2 separate regions of the Mus musculus genome follow, and region 1 is linked to region 2. Evidence: chromatin loops called from intact Hi-C (ENCODE). Cell type or tissue: heart. All regions are shown on one strand. Each heading gives the region's core, and the rest is flanking DNA. Links, peaks and the distances in the headings are about the cores only. Region 1 has its middle 62 kb from the start of Olfr1322. Region 2 has its middle 32 kb from the start of Gm14696.

Region 1 (11,312 bases), core at 1,424-9,423, 570 kb after region 2:
TCATAGCAGCCTTATTTATAATAGCCAGAAGCTGGAAAGAACCCAGATGCCCCTCAACAGTTTATTTTTTTAAACACATTTTGGGTTTTATCTCGTCTGGGCTATTACAATGACTCAATAATTTCTCGTTGGCTGTTCAACTCTGGCCTTGCCCTTCCTGGAAGCCCAGGGGACCATCCATACTATCATTCAAATGATTGTTTAGAAATTCTACATTCTTGATTTATCCCTGTATGTGCCTTAGAAATACCAGAGAACAGCTTTTAAAGTATTAAAAATTTTTTTATACAAATCACTTCTGTATGAGTCACTTGCTTCAAACACCATATTTTCGAAGCTTCCCAGTTATTTCTGATGCCTGGTATCTGTTGTGAACAGATTATATCTATCACCTTTTAAATACTCGTACCTTTTTGGTCTTTTCTGTCTGGATCCCTTTTAATGGATATTATGAATTTTGAAATCTAGCCTGCACTTCATTTTTTTGGATAATCATTCTGTTGCAATATAATCACTAAATACTGTTTTGTTTCATGACACATGTTTTGATAACTTCCATCCCCTTCAAAGAATAGTCTTGCCTTTCTTGTCTGTCACAACAGGGCTCATTATTTAGAACTTAAACAACATGTCCTGTAGAAAGTCTATTCCTGAATCTGTTGTCACTGTAGCTTGTAAACACTCATATTATTATACCTATCAGTTAAAATATAGCCACTGGTTTACATGCCTCTCTATTACTTAACTATTCAGGTTTTAAGGTCTGGAGATACATTATTTACTGCTCTATATCCTTCAGATTTGGCTATTTGATCTGGTATAGAGTCAGTGTCCAATGTAGTTACAGAGTTTATGAATGAATGAATTTTATGCATATTTCAGCATCTCTGAATCAGAAAAACAAATGGACAAGACAGAATGAGGAAGATTCAAAAGAAAGAGTGTATCAGGAGAATACTCAGTGGAAGAGTTTCTGTCCTTGGGAAGAAGGGGTTTTGTCTGGAGAAAACCAGGTTGTGTTAGAAGGAATAACTATTTCTAGCCAGACAGGCAGCCAAGAACAGGTTGTGGTCAAAGTGCTGATGGATGACAGCTGGAAGTATGGCTTGTAAACCAACTAAAAATGACATATCAATCTGAGCTGCAAAATAAATCACTGGGGCTCCAGAGGTTTTTGTTCTCTTTAAAATCTCACTCTACATGACCATATAATAAGAACACCTCACCTTGTTATAGCACTTTACAACTTGACACTCCACACAGTCATACACATGATCCCATAGAAACCTCCTAATAATCCTTCCAGTGATGGGAAAAAAAGAGGCTCTAGAAACTTCAGGGACTATCCCATTTTCACAAAGTTTATAAGTGGTCATCAAAGCACAAATAGGTCTTCAAATAAGGGAGAAGGGGGGAAACTAAGGTAAGAAAACCAAATGGCAAGAAAAAGAGAAAATCTACATCTTGCATGCATTGAATTTTATTCTAGATCTTACTCTCATTGTTGCTGTACTGTTTCTGCATGAGATTAGGGCCATAGATTGAAAATGACAGTGAGGAGACCCTAGGCTAATAGTATAATAGGGTAAAGGTCACTTTGCACTTAAAAGCCTTATATTGTTGATATCAATATCTATAGATAAATGAAGAAATTGAGACCCAGAATATTTAAATACCTTACCTAGAAATCTACAAGAGTTAAGTAAAATGAGTACTTCTTACTTGAATCAAACATCAATATAATTTAGACAAGAGCAGCCAGTTCTTTCCTACGTTGTTTTACGCTAAGAAACAATTTTATGCAAAAAAATCTTTCCCTCAACCAATGTCATGAAGCATTTCCCATGTTTTCCTCTAAGACAAGTGGGTCTTTTGTCTCTCAGTTCCATAATTAGCCCTATTTGAGATCATTTCTTGGTATAGTGAAACATAAAGGTCTTTACATAGATTTCTAATTCTTATAACACAATTTTTTAGAAGTCAGTTCCTCATTATATGTCCTTGGCATCTGTGTCAAAACAAGCAAACAGGGTGGGAATCCAGTGGGCTGGCTGGCAACTAGGCCTCTGTGGAAGTGAATCCAGCGGGAATCTGAGCCATCCAAGCCGCCACCATGATGGTGGGCAAGAGCAGCAAGATGTTGCAGAACATTGACTACAGGATGAGGTGCATCCTGCAAGATGGCCGGATCTTCATTGGGACCTTCAAAGCCTTTGACAAGCACATGAATTTGATTCTGTGTGACTGTGATGAGTTTGTGAAGATCAAGCCAAAGAACTCCAAACAAGCAGAAAGGGAAGTGAAGTCCTTGGTCTGGTATTGCTTTGCAGGGAGAACCTGGTCTCCATAACAGTAGAAGGACCTCCTCCCAAAGACACCGGCATGGCCACTTGTTGGAGCTCCTGGGGGACCAAGCATCAGCAGGGCTGCTGGCAGAGGAATCCCAGCAGGTGTTCCCATGCCCCAGGCTCCTGCAGGAATTGCTGAGCCAGTCTGAGATGTTGGAGGGCCATCCCAACAGGTAATGACCCCACAAGGAAGAGGCACTGTTGTAGCTATTGCAGCTGCAGCCACAGCCACAGCCAGTATTGCAGGAGCCCCAAGTCAGTACTGACCTGGTTGTGGGGGTCCTCCTCTATCTATGGGTCCAGGGTCCCCTACTCCAGGTATGATGGGCCAACCTCCTGGCATGCGGCCTCCCCTGGGGCTCCCTCCTGGCCAAGGAACTCCAATGGGCATGCCCCCTCCTGGGATATGACCTCCTCCTCCAGGAATGCCAGGTCTGCTTTGATCTTCTCACAGCATCACAGTTGGAAGCTCAGAGTTCCCCAGGGTCAGGTTTCAACAGACCTGTTTGTTATGCAGTTTATGGAGTCTCATTGGATTGTCTGGTTTCCCTTTCAGGGCTTCCTCCCTGGGAAATATGCCCTTCAAGGCCCTAGACTCATCTTGGTCCTCCTCAGCTTCTTGCCTGTTTCCTTCCCAAAAGGCTGTATATACACTGTCCTTTTTTTCCTCTGGCTTATGAAGCTGGTTTATAATAAACTAAGAGACTGTTATATAAAAACAAAACAAAACAAAACAAAAAAAACAAGCAAACAAATAGTTGGAAATGCACAGATTTATTTCTGGGTTCTCTGTTCCATTTCATTGTTCTGCATAGCTCCATATATACCAAATGTACCTTGTTGTTTTGTTATTTTATCTTTGCAATCTGATGTTAAACAGTGTTTCAACTCTGTTCTCTTTGCTCAAGATTGTGTTGCATACTTGAGGATTCTTTGTGATTCTATATAAATTTCTGTACAGATTGTCATTATTGCTTTTGTATGAATTGCATGAAATATGCAGAAAGAATCTGTAGGATTAGAAAAATATTTGTAAAAGAACAAAACACCCATGGAAGGAGTTACAGAGTCAAAGTTTGGAGCTGTGACGAAAGAATGGACCATCTAGAGACTGCCATATCCAAGGATCCACTCCATAATCAGCTTCCAAACGCTGACACCAATGCATACACTAGCAAGATTTTGCTGAAAGGTACCAGATATAGCTGTCTCTTGTGAGACTATGCCGGGGCCTGGCAAACACAGAAGTGGATGCTCACAGTCAGCTATTGGATGGATCACAGGGCTCCCAATGGAGGAGCTAGAGAAAGTACCCAAGATGCTAAAGGGATCTGCAACCCTATAGGTGGAACAACATTCTGAACTAACCAGTACCCTGAAGCTCTTGACTATAGCTGCATATGTATCAAAAGATGGCCTAGTGGGCCATCACTGGAAAGAGAGGGCCATTGGACACACAAACTTTATATGCCCCAGTACAGGGGAATGCCAGGGCCAAAAAAATGGGAATGGGTGGGTAGAGAAGTCGGGGGGAGGGTATAGGGGACTTTTGGGAAAGCATTGGAAATGTAATTGAGGAAAATACGTAATAAAAAATATTTTTAAAAAAAGAAAGAAAATCTGACATTGGTTCAATATGAAAATATAAACAATCCAGTAAAAAAATCTCTATAATAGTGCAAAAGTTGTACATAGAAACTTCTCAAAAGAAGAGATCCAACTAGGCAACAGACGTGAAAAGTGTTTGACTTCATTAGTTATCAAGCAAGTGAAAATCTAAACTACAATGATGCAATCAATGATATATTGTCTCAAACTTATTGGTGTGGCTATTGTCAAAAGCACAGAAGGTGAACTACTAAAATTGTGTAGAAAAACCAAGTTTTTGTACACTAATGATGAAACTCTAAACTAGTAGGACAATTATAGTTTGTAAATGTGTGATTACTATATGATCCAACAACCTCACTCACTAATTTCTCTCTCTCTCTCTCTCTCTCTCTCTCTCTCTCTCTCTCTCTCTCTCTCTCTCTGTGTGTGTGTGTGTGTGTGTGTGTGTGTGTGTGTGTATCTGTCTCTCCCGGTGTCTGTCCTCTTTCCCACTGTCTCTGTTTGTCTCTCTGTCTCTGTCTTTGTCTGTCTCTGACTCTCTCCCTTTCTGTGTGTAGTATAAACCAATTATGTTAAGAGATGATCTTCATGACCATATTCATCATTGCACTATTAACATTTGGTAACAGCCAAATTATGAATTCAGCCTAATGATGCACCTAATGGTCCTAAAAAGATAAATGGTATTTTTACATAATGGAATAGAATATTATTCAATCATTGGAAAATTAAGCACCCATCTTTGATGACATGAGAAAATGTCTGCGGTGTTAGGTGTTGGGTGAAATAGGGCAGTCATAGATAAATACCACATGATCTCACTTATATGTAAAACTGGGAAACATGATCCCATAATAGAGGGTATTATAGTATTTACTACAGGCTGATGATTAGATACAGGGAGAGATGGATGATATAAGTCATTAAAGATACATAATTATAGTCATGATTAATACATTTCAGAATGTCTATTGTACAGCTAGGTGACTGCAGTTAGTGATAGTATGTTGTATTTTTGAGAAACGTGAAAAATATCAACATTATGATTTTTCATCACAAAAATGAGTTGGTAAAAGAACCATTAATTAGCTACACTGAAGTAATCAGTTTTATATATATATATATAAATATGCATGCAGAGGGGGAAACATGTTGTACATGGAAACTAAAAAGTAAATGCACTGAAAATTCTATCTTAACATATGATCTGGGATGCATAGTACTTCTTATGAAAGTAAAGAGCAATTTCAGAGAGTAATTCTGCATAGGCATAAAGTAATAATGAAAGTCACAGTGCAAGAAAGTGAGGTGCAACTTGAATTTCATTGAGCAGCACTTAAGTGAGAGTGAACATTGCCCCAAGCACTGGGGATAAGTACTGAGGAGAGCGGCATCTGCTGGACAGTTAGAAAAGAACCCCCAAACTGTTGGTGTGGCAGATACCTTGAAAGCAATACAAACTTCTCTAAACTACAGGGCTGAAGGGACTCATTCTTCCTCCTAAGGTTTTGTGATTTAAGAGATGCCACATACTTGGATGGTAACATCAAGTGAGGGCCTTTCAGGTACAGGGAAATTGAATTGCTGATTGCTGGGCTGTGTTATGAAAGAAGGCAAGTCACAGGTTATCATCAGCTCCCTGCAGGCTCCACTCTGAAAACAATGATAACTGGCTAAGAGACCTTGAGATAAGAACAAGAGAAGAAATGAGAGATGAGATAAGCAAATATAAATTCATAAGAAGTATGCTTTTAGATTAGGTTTGTTTATTGAAAAATTAATACATGCAGTTCACACAAAACCTCCAGGGTACAAATAAGTACAATGTAAGCCAAACTTCCTCTTTGCATGGAAATATGTATGTAAGTAGTCTTTGTCATCAAAATTGAGATTGCAATGTACACACCATTGTGTACAACGGGTACTTTATGAACCTCAAAGAATTAAAATTGTAAATAGTTTTGTTGCAGCACATTTAAATCACCTTTATTACCTTTATTGGTTATCATTTCAACATAGAAATACAGGCTCATTAATTTAACCTATCCCCTTATGAGGCCCATTTAACCTCATCCCATATTTCATTCACACAAGCAGCACTGTAAGTAATACCCTTGCACTTGTATACACTTGCATACCACCGGGAAATTACTAAGTCAAGGGTAAATTTTAAATACTTGTTTTCATATTGTTAGATCTTACAGACTTGTGTTCTGCAAAGGGATTGAATAATCCCACCTCCAAGGTATGAATGTCCATTTCTACTAGTTCCAAGTCTCTATCTTTTCCTCCTCTTTTCTGATAAGATGAAGGAAAAGGATAGCTCATGATTGTTTTAACTTAAACTGCTCTCGTCATTTGTGAGATATGACAGTATTTTGCGTGTTTATTAATTATGTTCAGGTGATATTTTTTTCTTATATTTTCTCTATGTGCATGTATTCATTCTACAGTTTATTTGTAAGAGATTCTCTCATACTAACTTATTCCACTGTTATTTAGAACAAATTGTTGATCATATTGGATTGATACTCACCAGTTGTAATGAAGATTTTTTTTAAAAAAAATCAACTTCTGTGTCTATTATATTTTTGTGGAAAAGTTTGTATAGTTAAATTAATCAGTTTATCCCTTTTTTGTTTTCTGGACTATAGCTCTCTAGAAAAGCTCATTTTGCTTCCAGGTTATGTGAATTTTAATAGATTTACTTTATTTTATTTTATGTGCTTCAATTAGTCTATTACAGCAATGTGCCTGTTGTCTAAGGATTCAGAAGATGATGTTGAATCCTCTGAAACTGAAGCTATGGGTGGTTTAGAGCTGACATCTGGTTTGGGGAAGTCAGACTAGGGTCTCTGAAAGAACAATTGCTTTTAACAACTGAGCCATCTCTCATGCCCCAATTCTCCTAGTGTCTTCATTACACTGCTCTCCATTTCACTTGAGTAGGACCTTGAATATTCTCTACTCTATGAACTTAATTTATCAATAGTCTCTACTCTATGAACCTAATTTATGAACCTAATTTTTCAATCCATGTACCAGGACCACTGTTTTAATCATGAGAGATTTATAGTTCCTTTGAGCAAAAGAAATTTTCTTCCAACATTTCCTCCATTTTCCACCATTTAATTTTCCTCTTAAAATTTTTGACCTGAGGGCAGCTATGTATGGTATGAGAAACTTAATTTTGTAGTCCTGGTGAATTTATGAATATTGGTTGAGAATCTACAACCACCACTTTACTAAACCAGCCTAATACCTAACAACAAGTGATAAATATTTTTATACCCACAGATAAGGGCAATTGTCACTGCATCAACAAAATTTCTCTCTGCAACAGGTGGAAAACATCAAACAAACCCACAAACAACCAAAATACAGAGTTGTGGAGCCCAGTCCCACAACTGTGTCTACAGCACAACTCCTGCACCAAAGACTCTGGATCATTGCTGAAGAGGGGCAGAAAGACGGTAAGACCCAGGGTATCATGGAATTTGCTGTGAGACTGTGTCTCCTAGTAATGCCAGATACCACATCCATAAAGCCTCATCAACATGACTGAATAAATGTGAGTTGAACAAGGTTGACACCAATGGAAATGCCGAAATGGACAGGGAAAAGCCTCAACTCTATACAAAGAACTATGCATAATTGAGGAATGCTGGGAGTGGAAGAGATGGTTTTCCCCAGAGAAAAGCACACCAATTGATTGCTGTCAAATGCTCAGCCCTGAAAACATAGCTACAAGGAACATTATATGGGCTGAACAGATTATATATTTAGGAATCTATATGTAGATATACACACACGTGTGTGTGGAAAAACAATTAGTGAAAAAGAAAAGGAGAGGAGAGATGCGATTATCTTGTAATCTCAGATATAAAATAAAAACAGGCACAAGTCCCTTCCGCTCGACTCGAGACTCGAGCCCCGGGCTATCTTGCCAGCAGAGTCTTGCCCAACACCCGCAAGGGTCCACACGGGACTCCCCACGGGACCCTAAGACCTCTGGTGAGTGGACCACAGTGCCTGCCCCAATCCAATCGCGCGGAACTTGAGACTGCGGTACATAGGGAAGCAGGCTACCCGGGCCTGATCTGGGGCACAAGTCCCTTCCGCTCGACTCGAGACTCGAGCCCCGGGCTACCTTGACAGCAGAGTCTTGCCCAACACCCGCAAGGGCCCACACGGGACTCCCCACGGGACCCTAAGACCTCTGGTGAGTGGATCACAGTGCCTGCCCCAATCCAATCGCGCGGAACTTGAGACTGCGGTACATAGGGAAGCAGGCTACCCGGGCCTGATCTGGGGCACAAGTCCCTTCCGCTCGACTCGAGACTCGAGCCCCGGGCTACCTTGCCAGCAGAGTCTTGCCCAACACCCGCAAGGGCCCACACGGGACTCCCCACGGGACCCTAAGACCTCTGGTGAGTGGAACACAGCGCCTACCCCAATCCAATCGCGTGGAACTTGAGACTGCGGTACATAGGGAAGCAGGCTACCCGGGCTTGATCTGGGGCACAAACCCCTTCCACTCCACTCGAGCCCCTGCTACCTTGCCAGCTGAGTTGCCTGACACCCGCAAGGGCCCACACAGGATTCCACACGTGATCCTAAGACCTCTAGTGAGTGGAACACAACTTCTGCCAGGAGTCTGGTTCGAACACCAGATATCTGGGTACCTGCCTTGCAAGAAGAGAGCTTGCCTGCAGAGAATACTCTGCCCACTGAAAGTAAGGAGAGTGCTAACCTCCAGGTCTGCTCATAGAGGCTAACAGAGTCACCTGAAGAACAAGCTCTTAACAGTGACAACTAAAACAGCTAGCTTCAGAGATTACCAGATGGCGAAAGGCAAACGTAAGAATCCTACTAACAGAAATCAAGACCACTCACCATCATCAGAACGCAGCACTCCCACCCCACCTAGTCCTGGGCACCCCAACACAACCGAAAATCTAGACCCAGATTTAAAAACATTTCTCATGATGATGATAGAGGACATCAAGAAGGACTTTCATAAGTCACTTAAAGATTTACAGGAGAGCACTGCTAAAGAGTTACAGGCTCTTAAAGAAAAGCAGGAAAACACAGCCAAACAGGTGATGGAAATGAACAAAACCATACTAGAACTAAAAGGGGAAGTAGACACAATAAAGAAAACCCAAAGCGAGGCAACGCTGGAGATAGAAACCCTAGGAAAGAGATCTGGAACCATAGATGCGAGCATCAGCAACAGAATACAAGAAATGGAAGAGAGAATCTCAGGTGCAGAAGATTCCATAGAGAACATCGACACAACAGTCAAAGAAAATACAAAATGCAAAAGGATCCTAACTCAAAACATCCAGGTAATCCAGGACACAATGAGAAGACCAAACCTACGGATAATAGGAATTGATGAGAATGAAGATTTTCAACTTAAAGGGCCAGCTAATATCTTCAACAAAATAATAGAAGAAAACTTCCCAAACATAAAAAAAGAGATGCCCATGATCATACAAGAAGCATACAGAACTCCAAATAGACTGGACCAGAAAAGAAATTCCTCCCGACACATAATAATCAGAACAACAAATGCACTAAATAAAGATAGAATATTAAAAGCAGTAAGGGAGAAAGGTCAAGTAACATATAAAGGAAGGCCTATCAGAATTACACCAGACTTTTCACCAGAGACTATGAAAGCCAGAAGAGCCTGGACAGATGTTATACAGACACTAAGAGAACACAAATGCCAGCCCAGGCTACTATACCCGGCCAAACTCTCAATTACCATACATGGAGAAACCAAAGTATTCCACAACAAAACCAAGTTCACACAATATCTTTCCACAAATCCAGCCCTTCAAAGGATAATAACAGAAAAGAAGCAATGCAAGGACGGAAATCACGCCCTAGAACAACCAAGAAAGTAATCATTCAACAAACCAAAAAGAAGACAGCCACAAGAACAGAATGCCAACTCTAACAACAAAAATAAAAGGGAGCAACAATTACTTTTCCTTAATATCTCTTAATATCAATGGACTCAATTCCCCAATAAAAAGACATAGACTAACAGACTGGCTACACAAACAGGACCCAACATTCTGCTGCTTACAGGAAACCCATCTCAGGGAAAAAGACAGACACTACCTCAGAGTGAAAGGCTGGAAAACAATTTTCCAAGCAAATGGACTGAAGAAACAAGCTGGAGTAGCCATTTTAATATCGGATAAAATCGACTTCCAACCCAAAGTTATCAAAAAAGACAAGGAGGGACACTTCATACTCATCAAAGGTAAAATCCTCCAAGAGGAACTCTCAATTCTGAATATCTACGCACCAAATGCAAGGGCAGCCACATTCATTAGAGACACTTTAGTAAAGCTCAAAGCATACATTGCACCTCACACAATAATAGTGGGAGACTTCAACACACCACTTTCTTCAAAGGACAGATCGTGGAAACAGAAACTAAACAGGGACACAGTGAAACTAACAGAAGTTATGAAACAAATGGACCTGACAAATATCTACAGAACATTTTATCCTAAAACAAAAGGATATACCTTCTTCTCAGCACCTCATGGGACCTTCTCCAAAATTGACCATATAATTGGTCACAAAACAGGCCTCAATAGATACAAAAATATTGAAATTGTCCCATGTATCCTATCAGACCACCATGGCCTAAGACTGATCTTCAATAACAACATAAATAATGGAAAGCCAACATTCACGTGGAAACTGAATAACACTCTTCTCAATGATACCTTGGTCAAGGAAGGAATAAAGAAAGAAATTAAAGACTTTTTAGAGTTTAATGAAAATGAAGCCACAACGTACCCAAACCTATGGGACACAATGAAAGCATTTCTAAGAGGGAAACTCATAGCGCTGAGTGCCTCCAAGAAGAAACGGGAGACAGCACATACTAGCAGCTTGACAACACATCTAAAAGCCCTAGAAAAAAAGGAAGCAAATTCACCCAAGAGGAGTAGACGGCAGGAAATAATCAAACTCAGGGGTGAAATCAACCAAGTGGAAACAAGAAGAACTATTCAAAGAATTAACCAAACGAGGAGTTGGTTCTTTGAGAAAATCAACAAGATAGATAAACCCTTAGCTAGACTCACTAAAGGGCACAGGGACAAAATCCTAATTAACAAAATCAGAAATGAAAAGGGAGACATAACAACAGATCCTGAAGAAATCCAAAACACCATCAGATCCTTCTACAAAAGGCTATACTCAACAAAACTGGAAAACCTGGACGAAATGGACAAATTTCTGGACAGATACCAGGTACCAAAGTTGAATCAGGATCAAGTTGACCATCTAAACAGTCCCATATCACCTAAAGAAATA
Region 2 (11,312 bases), core at 2,025-10,024:
GCTCCAGATTTAGTTCTTCAGACCCAGTAGTTCATGAGAAGAAATATTAATGTATTTAGTAACATTTCTATCATACAGAAAACCCTCGAGTTGGTACTTAGAATATCCACTTTTTTCTAAAGATTTATTTATTTTATGTATGTGAGTACACTGTCGCTGTCTTCAGACACACCAGAAGAGAACATTGGATTACATTACAGATGGTTGTGAGCCACCGTGTGGTTGCTGGGAATTGAAACCAGAGGGTAGAGAAGTCAGTGCTCAGCCATCTCTCCAGCTCCAAGATACCCAATTTTTTAAAATGAAGAAACATAATCAGAGATGTTTGGTAACACAGGTAAAACCACACAGAAAAGCTGAAAATCAAAGTTAAAAACTCCTTGGCTATTCAGACCATTCTCTTTCTACTCCACAGAGTGGATCCAAATGCTTGTAAATACAGTCTGATTTTTTTGAGTCCCAGTAAAGCCAAAATCAGTGTGTGTGTGTGTGTGTGTGTGTGTGTGTGCATGCGCGTGTTACAATTCATGTGTGTGTTACAGTGCAGTTCTAATGAATCTAACAATTATATGGGTGATGAGCTTGAGAGTCACATTAGTTCACTACCTAGCACGTGATATGCCTCCAATCAGGAGCCAGGGAATCTGTAGACTCCTTTTTAGGTCCTTCTCTCCTCAGAAACAACTCCAATTCTGTGCCTAAGTCACTTGTACTTGTCACAGAGCAAGTAGGTAGCAGACCTGAAAAGTGGCCCACATCAACCTGATCTTAGGAAGTACACACACACACACACACACACACACCAAACAGCAGTTGTAGAAAAATAGAAGGAAAAAGTATGCAATTTTATTTCTACAACCAAAGGTGTATTAAAATCCAGATTATCTGGCATGAGACCTGTGATAGTTGATAGTTTGTATATCCTTGGACCAGGGAGTGGCACCATCTGAAGGTGTGGCCCTGTTGGAATAGGTGTGACCTGGTTGGAATGGGTGTGTCACTCTGGGTGTGGGTATAAGATCCTCACCCTAGTTGCCTGGAAGTCAGTCTTCCACTAGCAGCCTTTGAATGAAGATGTAGAACTCTCAGCTCTGCCTGCGCCATGCCTGCCTGGATACTGCCATTCTCCCACTTTGAAGATAATGGACTGAACCTCTGAACCTGTAAGCCAGCCCCAATTAAATGACTTGCCTTGGTCATGGTGTCTGTTCACAGTAGTAAAACCCTAACTAAGACAAGACCCCAGTCTAGGGACACTTGTTCCTTAATGAGGACATGTGTGAACACCACACTTTGGTAGGGCAAACATTTCACTCCTAGAAAGCTTGTCTTAGGACTGCAGCTGTACTTCAGTTTTTAGAGTGCTTGCCTAGCATTCATGAAGCCCTGGATTTGATCTCTAACACCACATACACTGGGCATGCTTGCACACATCTGTGATCCTGTACTTGGCAAGAAGAGACAGAAAGACCAGGAATTAAAGATTATTCAGCTACATAGCAAATTTGAGGGTAGCCTGGGACACATGAAACCGCCTCAAATAAATAAATAAATAAATAAATAAATAAATAAATACAAAACAAATCAAAAGTGCCAGTCTAGAAGATACATGTCTTCCTGGTCTCTAATCTCATTTTGATTTTCTTTCCCCCTTTACATTTATCCATTTATCCATGTAGCTATGTATCTATGTATCTATCTATCACCTACTTACCTACCTATTTGTGTGTGTGTGTGTGTGTGTGTGTGTGTGTGTGTGTGTGTGTGTGTGTATGTGTGTGTGCCACAGCATGTAACTGAAGGCTGCAAGACAACCTGTGAGAGTTGATTCTCACCTTTTACCATGTAGATTCTTGGAATAGAAATCAAGTCATCAAGTTCCTCTGCCAACTGAGCCATCTCTCTGGCCATGTAATTTTCTTTTCTTAAGATCCTATGTTAGTTCATTGTTTCCTTCTGTGAGCCCTGATACAGCAGAGGTGGGCACTGTGTCATCAACCTGGATTGTGCACTTAGTTTTTTGACATAGGCTATTTAGTTCTTATCATCTTGACATAGGCTAGAGTAATTCTAGGAAAAAGAGATGTAAACTGAGGAATTGTTTCTATCAGATTGGCCTGTAGGGAAGCTTTCGAGGAACATTTTCTTGATTGCTGATTGACATGAAAGAGACCAGATTCCTGAAGGTGGTGCCATCACTGGGTAGGAGGTCCTGAATTGTGTAAGAAATCAGGCTCAGGAAGGCATGAGAACAAGTCAGGAAGCAGGTTCCTCTATGACCTCAGCTTCAGTTTCTATCTCCAGGTTCAAGCCTTGAGTTCTATTCTCAGCTCTCCTGGGAGTTGTAAGATGACATAAACCGATTCCTTCCCTAAGTTGGTTTTGGTCACTGTTTAATCAAGCAATGATGAAACCTAACTAGGGCATTACAGAACATGAGCTTTTCTTTGAGAACATCCTTCCATTTTGTAAAAATATGTACACCTTCATGTCTTCATGGTTCTTCCCATTGCTTCTCAGCCTGTTTCTGTATACTTGCGGGATAAGAACAGTGGCCAATAGGAACACTGGTCTTACTCAGGCTATACAGTATGTTCATTGCTTTATATGGTTGATCTTTTACTCCTCCACAGTTCTACGAGGTAAGTACTATTAATTCTATTGTAAGATGAAACAGCAGAGGCCTAGGGAGCTAGAGAAAATGTCACATGCCTGCTATGTGATGAGGCTAGAATTTGCCCCTTGGCCTAGGAAACTAGATCTTGGGCTACTATTTTCTCCTTCGGCATTTTGTGAAGCAGCCAAGTGAGGTCTTCTTTTTTGTTGTTCGGTTATAAATTTTTCTTTTTAAAAACTTGCTCAAGTATATATTGTCTGGTGAACATTATCCCTGATTCCTTCCCATTTTCACATTCTATGCCCCTTTGTGTCCCTACATTTTCACTTCTAGTTTCATGTAATAGCTCCACGAATGGTTATATTTGACTATGTAAAACCTAGGAGCCACAAATGAGAGGGAGCATACACCATTTGCCTTTTCCATCTGACTCATTTCTCTCAATACAATTATCTCCGGTTGAATCCATTCTCCTGCAAACAGCATGGTTTTATTCTTCATGGCTAACAACTTCCGTTGTACATGAAAACCACTTTTTCTTATCTGTTCCTCAACTATTGGACACCTAGGTTTTTCTGATAGCTTAGCTCAGGTTACTAGCATTGTAACAAACATTGATGTGCAAGTATCTCTGTGATATGTCAACTTTGGTAAACACCCAGTAGAGGCATGGCTGGGCCCTCTGTATGATTGGTGCTAGTTTTCTATTGACACAGGTCTGTGCTCATTTCTATTGTACCTGGACTAATTTACACTTCTACCAATAGTGTATAAGGCTTTTCTTTTGTCCACATCTTCATCAATATTTGTCATTTATTTTCTTAATGACTACCATTGTGATGGGGGCTGAGATGAAACCTCCCAGGGGTTTCCTTGCAAAAGTGAGGGGGCTGGTGCTGAGCAGTGCCTGGAGCTGAGCCTCAGACTGTCATGCTTGGATCCAGACTAGAAGTCTCTACTGTTCTGCTGTGGTTTGTTGAGACTGTAAAAAATTTTTGAAGGCAGGGTGATGTTTCACCTACTTATTTTTACAGTGTCTAGCACACAGTAGGGGTGCACCTAACATAGTTTGAGTGGCTAAACAAACGTCTCTAATGATCATTTAAAGCTGGTCCAGCTTTTGTCTCTAAATGTCAGGTTTTTGCTATGTTCCAGGTTTGCATCAGCCTCCTTTAACAAATATGGAATATAGATGAGGGTCTGAGCCATCTGTGCTTTTCTGTTTGATTTAAGGTCATTTATAGCTTCACCATCCAAATTTCACCACTAGCGTTTCATACATTCATTTCCTGCTATTCTGCTTCCTACAGAAGTAAACACACGGAGGGACAGGCACAGTAATGAGGAAGCCAAGGCTACAGCCATCAAAATAAAAACACAAAATAGTCATATTAATGAAAATAGCACCTCACAGGCACAAAAGACTTGCCAGATACTTGATACTGTTTTATAAAATTTCTATGCACAGATTTATTTATTCTTGTAACAGTCTAAGCAGGTAGATGCCATTATTGTCCTATATTACAGATAAGGGATTGAGAGGCAGAGGTGACTAGTTCCTCAGCCTGTTTTTATACATGTTTTATAGTTCAGACTTCGTTCCTAACCTTGACACGAAGCCACTTCTTGTATTACTTTAGGACTGTTGATAAATTTGGATATGGGAACTGAGCCAGAGGCAGGAGCAGGAACAGCATTGGGATGGGGGTTCTGTTTCAGGAATCATGCAGACAAGTGGAAGAGAGCTACTTTGTAATGGCTGAGCTCCTAAGTTTGGCTTTTGGGTACATCAAGTGTCATTGACACATTCAGTTGAAGATGGCGAGAGGACAATTTGATATGTGGTCAGGAACTCTGAGGAGACTTTTTTTAGGGGGTAACTCCTCATTTCATAGATGAGAACAACTAACATTTATTAAGTACTAACTGTATACTAAGTGCTCTAAAAGACTTATGTGAATTAGGGATTATAAATTACTTGAAACATAACCCCATGGAGTTGATGATGAGAAAACTGAGGTACAGAGAGGTTGACTGACATTTTCAGGAATATGCAGCAGGTAAATTGAAGAGTCAACTAGTCTGAATCCTCTAAAGTTCAGCTTCCTTAATTGCAAAGCAGAATGAGTAATTTGTGCCACACTGGAGCCTAGTAGGGATTCCATAATTTAGAGCTCTTTCTGTTCATAACATCAACTATTATTTAATACTTACTAATTGATTTCCAAGAACACAATGATTATTGTGGCAACAGGTGGTGGAAGCCTAATGGATTTCTGACTAAATGTTCCCCCCTTTGTTTCTCGGTTCTCATTAAATACGGAGCTCAACCTCTGTGTTTCTTCCCTCAACTCTTTTTCTGCATCATTGGTTTTAAAGCACATTAGCTGCCCCAGACCCCTGTTTATAGTTAGATACATGTTAGGGACTCATCCCTCTGGGACTGCACATACCCTAGGATGCAATAAGGGCGCTTGACCCAACCAGGAGCTTGCAGCACAGAAATGTGGAAGGAATCAACAACAGCAAAAACAAACAAACAAAAAAAACCCGAAGCACCCCCCCCCAATCCCTTATTTACTTGCTGTACCACTCTATCCACAAGGGGGCGCAACCTTACATAAAATCCTTACTTTATTGCTGCAGCAAAACATTACAATGGAAACCGAGGTAGAAACGGAACTAAGGTAAACAGAAACCCCAAGTTTGTCTGAACACCAAACTTCTAACTTTCACCGGATTCTGACGACAGTGTAGCTTAATGTTTAAGGGAGTGGATTCTATTTCGGCTCCTATATAACTTCAACATTTTACTGGAAAGGGGGCTGCTGTTAAGAACTATCTGAGAAACAAGTCAATGTTTCTAAAGAGTTTAACACAGTGCCTGCACCCGGTACAGGTTCAGCAAATGTTTGCTATTTAGGAGCCCTTGTCCTAGCCAACAATTGAATCTGGTTATAAGTTGAGCTCCAAATTCCAGCTACTGTCTCTCAGTTGGCCCATATCACATTACATGGTCCTGGGGATGACAATAAGGGAAGGCTCCATAAACCTGCATTCTCACTAAGGGTGACCCAGTTGGAGGTTCCTTGGTGCCTCTCCCCGGTATCAGTATCTATCCTGGCTGGGTGCCTGATGTGCACACCCTTACGTATTCAGGCTAAGGCTTCAGGTCAGTGTGCTAATTTTGGATTCCAGCTCTCCTGCTGAAGTTGTTCTTAGAGGAAGGGCTAGATTACGTGTTCCTGCCCCAGAGAAAAACCCTTCTCCAAACCAACTGGTACATATATACCACACAGTGAGACTTGTGTACATTTCACCCCCTCCCACTCGAGAGTGTGCAAGCACCCACGTGCATGTGTATGCACACACACACACACACACACACACACACACACAGAGAGAGAGAGAGAGAGAGAGAGAGAGAGAGAGAGAGAGAGAGAGAGAGAAGCTTCTTCTACTCAAACTCTAGAAGCAAATCCCTCCCCAGTAGGGAGGCAGAGAAACGTAACTGAGCCCTAGAAGACAGCTGGGCAGCTGGCTCAGCCCCTGCCAGGCACTTTTCCTAGTAAGGGCATCCTTTGGGCTTCAATATCCAATTGAAGAGAGAAACCATCAGGGACTTCATGACTGTTTCTTTTAGCCCCGCTAGCAATGTCCCCAGAACCCTTTAGGAGGATGTATTTAGAGATCTGTTGGCACTCACTGACCGGGTCAACCAGCAGCTGGTGCCTGCTTGCCTGCCCTCTCCCTCTTTCTTCCCACCCTGATTGGTGTATTCACATCCACAGAGATAAGTGAGTCTAATATATCCATGGTCTCTGTGAGCCCTGTGTGGCTTAGGAATGCCCTCCACCAATATTGTTGATAAGCCCTGACCCTCTGTGCTTCAGCAACCTTCGCACTATTTCCTTTGTTCTCCCGAGAGGCTGGAAAAATTGTAGCTCTGCCACTGGAAGAATGTGTGGAGAATGGCTTTTCTTGGTGATACCTAAACATCCCTATGTGTCCATTTCACACATTTTTTGCCTTGTCCCTATTATGTGTTCTCAATCCAAGGCATATGGCTTAAAAAGAAAGAGAAGGAAAGACTAGAGACAGATTTCTGCATGCAGCTTAAGGCTGAGTGAAGCTAAAATGTCAGTGTTGTACATGCTACATGCCAGGCATTGTTTTGAATGCTTTACCATCTGTTAGCTTATCTCATCTTGTGAACTGCATCATAAGGAAGATAAGGAATATCGTCTCCATTAAACTGAGAGGGAAGCTGAGGCTCAGAGATGTGTCATGATTATGGTGTAAGTTGGATAGCTTGCCTGAAAACTCATGTCCACCCACACCTCACACTATGACTTTATTGGAAAATAAAAGTCTTTGTAGATGAAATTAGCTAGGAGTCTTGAAATCCTTAGTGTGGACACAAAATCCTGCATCTCAGCAAAGGAGTATGGATGCTCAGAGACACCACAGGGAAGGTGATGTGAAGATGGAGATGCAGAATCGAGCCCCATGTCTGTGTGGCAAGCAGTGCAAAACTTGCAGATTAGCCAGTAGAGGTTCGGAGGAAAATTTCTTCCATGGAGCCTCCAAAAACACCTCAGCCTCCATATCCCTTTATTTCCACCTCTGGTTTCTTGATCAGTGGGAGAATAACCTCCCATTGATTTAATCCAGCCAGTTTTGTGGTGACTTGGTATCTCAGCCCCAACAAAGAAACACAGTTGACTTTCAGAGCTAAGTTCTGAATCTAAAGAACCCGGATCCCGAGTCTATCCTCCTCACTCCCTACCGCTTCTCAGAGCTGTGTAGAGAGGACTCTTCCACTGGAGAAGCTGGAGAAGAAACGCCTATGTTGACCCCAGGTGAGCAATTACTGGGTAACCTTTGGGCCTTGTCTTTACAATTAGGAATATGAGCTACAGTGGATCTTTAAGGTCCCTCCCACTCATGTCTTTTTATAAGTCTTTGATTCATGGTTTTGGGATGGAGGAGGCACAGAGGGAGTAATGAGAGTGCATTGAGGATAAGGGAGGCAATAATAAATAGCATATGCAACTGACTGGTCTTTCAGGAGTCCTATGGGTAAAAACTCAATTAAAGAAAATGTTTTCATTAGCTTCCATTTCCATGTTGCTTCTCTGTGTCTTCTTTCAGGATCCTCCTTCTGCCTCTCTCTGCATGCATATGCATCCCCATGCCTACACATGTACCCAGAGATTTCTCACTAACCCTGGAGAGTAAGCTCATATTTATGGATTTCAAGCTGGTACAGAAGAAAGGGGTCAAGAGACAAATGTCCAGCAGTTCCTGGCAAGGAGAAAGGCATTGTGGGGAGGGCTGGGGAAAGCTCTGGAGACTTGGGGATGGAAACAGTGTTATTAAGTATGTTCATTAATGAGCACAAGAAGGAAATGACTAATAAATTGATGGAGGGAGGCTGATGGCACCGAACCACTTGGTTAATTAAAACCACCAAGGTCTAAGAGTGACTTTGAAAACCCCCTGGAGGATAGAAGTGGTCGATAGGAGGCAGATAAGGAATGTAAGTGAGAAAGACCGTTCTGGGAGTAATCGTTGAAAGGTTATCTCTTATATGGAGAAGTATCCAAGAGTGGGAAAAGACAAAAGGGCAAGATGCTGCACTTAAGTTTTTCCTGATGTACTTCTTCTAGGTACTAAAAGTTCATACCTGCATATCTTTTCCACTGGTGGGGTGCCTGCTCATAGCTGTTTTTCTACTAGCTGCTAGGAATGGATATTGGACCTAGGTGTAGATGATCAAATGACATACACTATGATAGCTCATGAAGCCTTGGTGATCTAGATCAGGTGTCAGAGCATGTGAGGGTCTTCTCTCTTGTTTGGAGACATTTGGCTCTGAGTGTCCTAGGCTGGAAATATACTCCCTTAGATCAATCTCCAAAGGTCATCTCCAATAGCATCCTAGGAAATTACTTTGGAAATTGCCACAGCAACAATTCAGGCACTGGGGTGGCACTTAGGGGGCAATGACCAATACTTCCTAGGATGGATGTAAAGGCCCTGTAGTAGACTCTTCTAAGGCTTTTTCTCCTGGTACAGAAGTCTGGAATGAGACTAGTCTTGGTATATCAATCTTCCTTCCTTTCCTCATTTGTGTAATGGGAGTAAATATAGACTCAGAGCATTGTTTTAAGGATTGAATTTGTAAATAATAATATGCGGTTCTTAGCATGAAGAAAAGCCTTTGCTATTTCCATCTAGATACCCTTTATCATAACCCAGTGATTGTCGATGCAGCACAGTGACAGCACCCTTGCCTACTATTAACGGGGACCTGAGTTTAATCCCTAATGCCCCAAAACAAAACAAAACAAAGGAAAACTTTCAATAATGCATTGCTTCTTCATCCTATGTTCCTTACCTCAGTTTCCAACATCACCTTTAACCTAGTTTCTTAAACTCTAACTTCAGAGTCCTCCTCACTCCCCCTAATTTTTCTTCAACCACTGAACTAAATAGATAATCATGTTTTAGTTTCTCTTCCTTAATCCCTTGGCTCCATGTCTCCTCTCCTCTCCTCTCCTCTCCTCTCCTCTCCTCTCCTCTCCTCTCCTCTCCTCTCCTCTCCTCTCCTCTCCTCTCCTCTCCTCTCTAGGTCCTTGTCTTCATCCAGACTACTACAACGGCGCCCTCATTGTTTTGAGTGTGTTTACATTTTCTACAACAATTTCTCCACAATGCAAGCTTTCTGTCATATGAATCTGATCAAGAGATTGAGCACTGTCAGTTGCCATTTATCTATCTATCTATCTATCTATCTATCTATCTATCTATCTATCTATTTATTTAATTTACATTCCCATCGTTGACCCCTCCCCAACTTGATTCCCCACCCCCCTCCACAGTTTCTCAACCCATTCCTCCTTTTTACCTCATAGAGGTTGCTTTCCCCCACCAGGCCACTCCCTTCCCTGGGGCATCAAGTCTCTTGAGGGTTAGGTGCACCTTCTCCCACTGAGGCTAGACCAGGCAGACCTCTGCTACATATTTGCCAGGTCCTCAGACTAGCCTATGTATGCTGCCTGGTTGGTGGCTCAGTCTCTGGGAGCTCCCTGGTTCCGGGTTAGTTGAGATTTTGGTCTTCCTATGGGTGCCAGTTTAAAACTTTTCAGTGGCTCCTCAGTCCCCTGTACTGGTTCGGGAATTTGAACAACTGGTCTTGTGCATGTTAGCACATCATCTTAGTGCTGAGCTATACTCTCACCCCAAAGTTAAACTGCCCCTTCTCACCCCCAGTCCTTGTAGTGATTAAACCCAGAATCGTGTATGTATGCTAGGCAAATAATCTATCCCCAAGTAACATCTTCAGGCCTCCCAGTTTCCATGACTACTCTCTTAATTTTGTACTGCAAGGAAACTGACTATGTTTTTCCTACTTCATCCTGTGTTTCCTCTTCTCATGGTAAACTCAAGCCTTATTGATGCTGGTTCCCATCATAGCATGCTATTTTACTTTCCACACTTTTTGTATGTGCTGTTTTCTTTTTCTGCTCTCACCCATTGAATCTCTTTTCTAAAGTCAGGCTCAAATGCACTCTCCTCTGGGAAGCCTTTCTGTATCTGCCAAGAGGATATTTTGATGCTGTGTCTATGTCCTCATTGTGTGTATCAGTGACCCATGTCTACCAATTCTCTGTTATCTAAACATTGTCTAGGGACATGTCCATTAATGCCACTGATCTGAGTGCTATCCATCTCCCTGAAGTGGTCAGGCTAAGCTGCCTTTGTCAAAGCAGTAGAATCAAGGTGCTCAGCTGTGGTCAAGCTGTGGGGCCAACTCTACTCTTCCTTTTTCTCTGTTTAGCTCCAAACCACACTGACATGCTCTTCCAGAGAACCTGAGAAATGTAGAAAATCGAGGTGATAAGAACTGGTGTTGAATAATCTGGTGTTACTGGATAAAATCTCACAGCAAGCTCTGATCAGCTTCCTGTCTTTAAGATAAATAACCCAATGTCAATGGGGCTGCAGTTATCAGCTCTTCTAATTGAATGTCAAGATCCTGCTTCTGGGAATCTAGGGACTCGGGTGCTCTGTGCTAACCTCTACCTCAGGGTATGTTGTCTCTGGTTGTAACTCATAGAAAAACTAGTATTGGTTGACTGTAATTTGCTAAGTCCTGCAGTAGTTAACTTACCATCATAATCTTGTTTAATCATCATAACAATGGTAACAAGTGGATATTTTCATCTCCAGGTGAAGTATGATAAGGATCCTAATGGCTGGACCGGAGAAAGAACTTAGTCCAGATTATTCACCTGACAAAAATAGTGAATATCATTTAGTAAGTGCTTACTTTATACCTAGCAATGCATATAACTCAAGATCGGTAATAGTCAATCTGGACAATTTTGAAAATTACCTATACTGTCTCTATATAGTTGGATACAACTGGGATCAGAGTAACTATATGATTAATATATCAGGATTAGGAAGTGGTGGAGCTGCAACTACGAGTCCATGTGTGTCTGTCTGTCTTTAAATCTATCAGTTGCCTAGTGATCTATATATTCTTTGTCACTTGTCAGAATAGATTTCTTTGTATAGGAAAGATGTCTCTCCCATGGCAAGGCAAACAAGTATGGTGTATTAGCATAGGGCACAGATAAACCAGAGAATGAAATCTAAGAGTACATGGTTCAAAGTTCAGGGC

Evidence for each region. Peaks named below come from ENCODE experiments on the same cell type or tissue, not always from the same donor. Only the 100,000 strongest peaks of a DNase experiment are listed, where the experiment ranks them.
Region 1: it touches region 2 in a loop (8-fold over the local background); 2 of 42 quality-filtered maps call a loop at or near these places.

The regions. Positions count from the first base shown.
Region 1 is chrX:49,942,523-49,953,834 of GRCm38, forward strand. It overlaps the pseudogene Gm15033. Among named protein-coding and RNA genes, the nearest start is that of Olfr1322, 62 kb to the left of the region's middle. In heart, for the core only: a CTCF peak has its summit at 5,345 (motif pointing left); no DNase peak of the experiment used is centred there.
Region 2 is chrX:49,372,035-49,383,346 of GRCm38, forward strand. No RefSeq gene overlaps it. Among named protein-coding and RNA genes, the nearest start is that of Gm14696, 32 kb to the left of the region's middle. In heart, for the core only: a CTCF peak has its summit at 5,226 (motif pointing right); no DNase peak of the experiment used is centred there.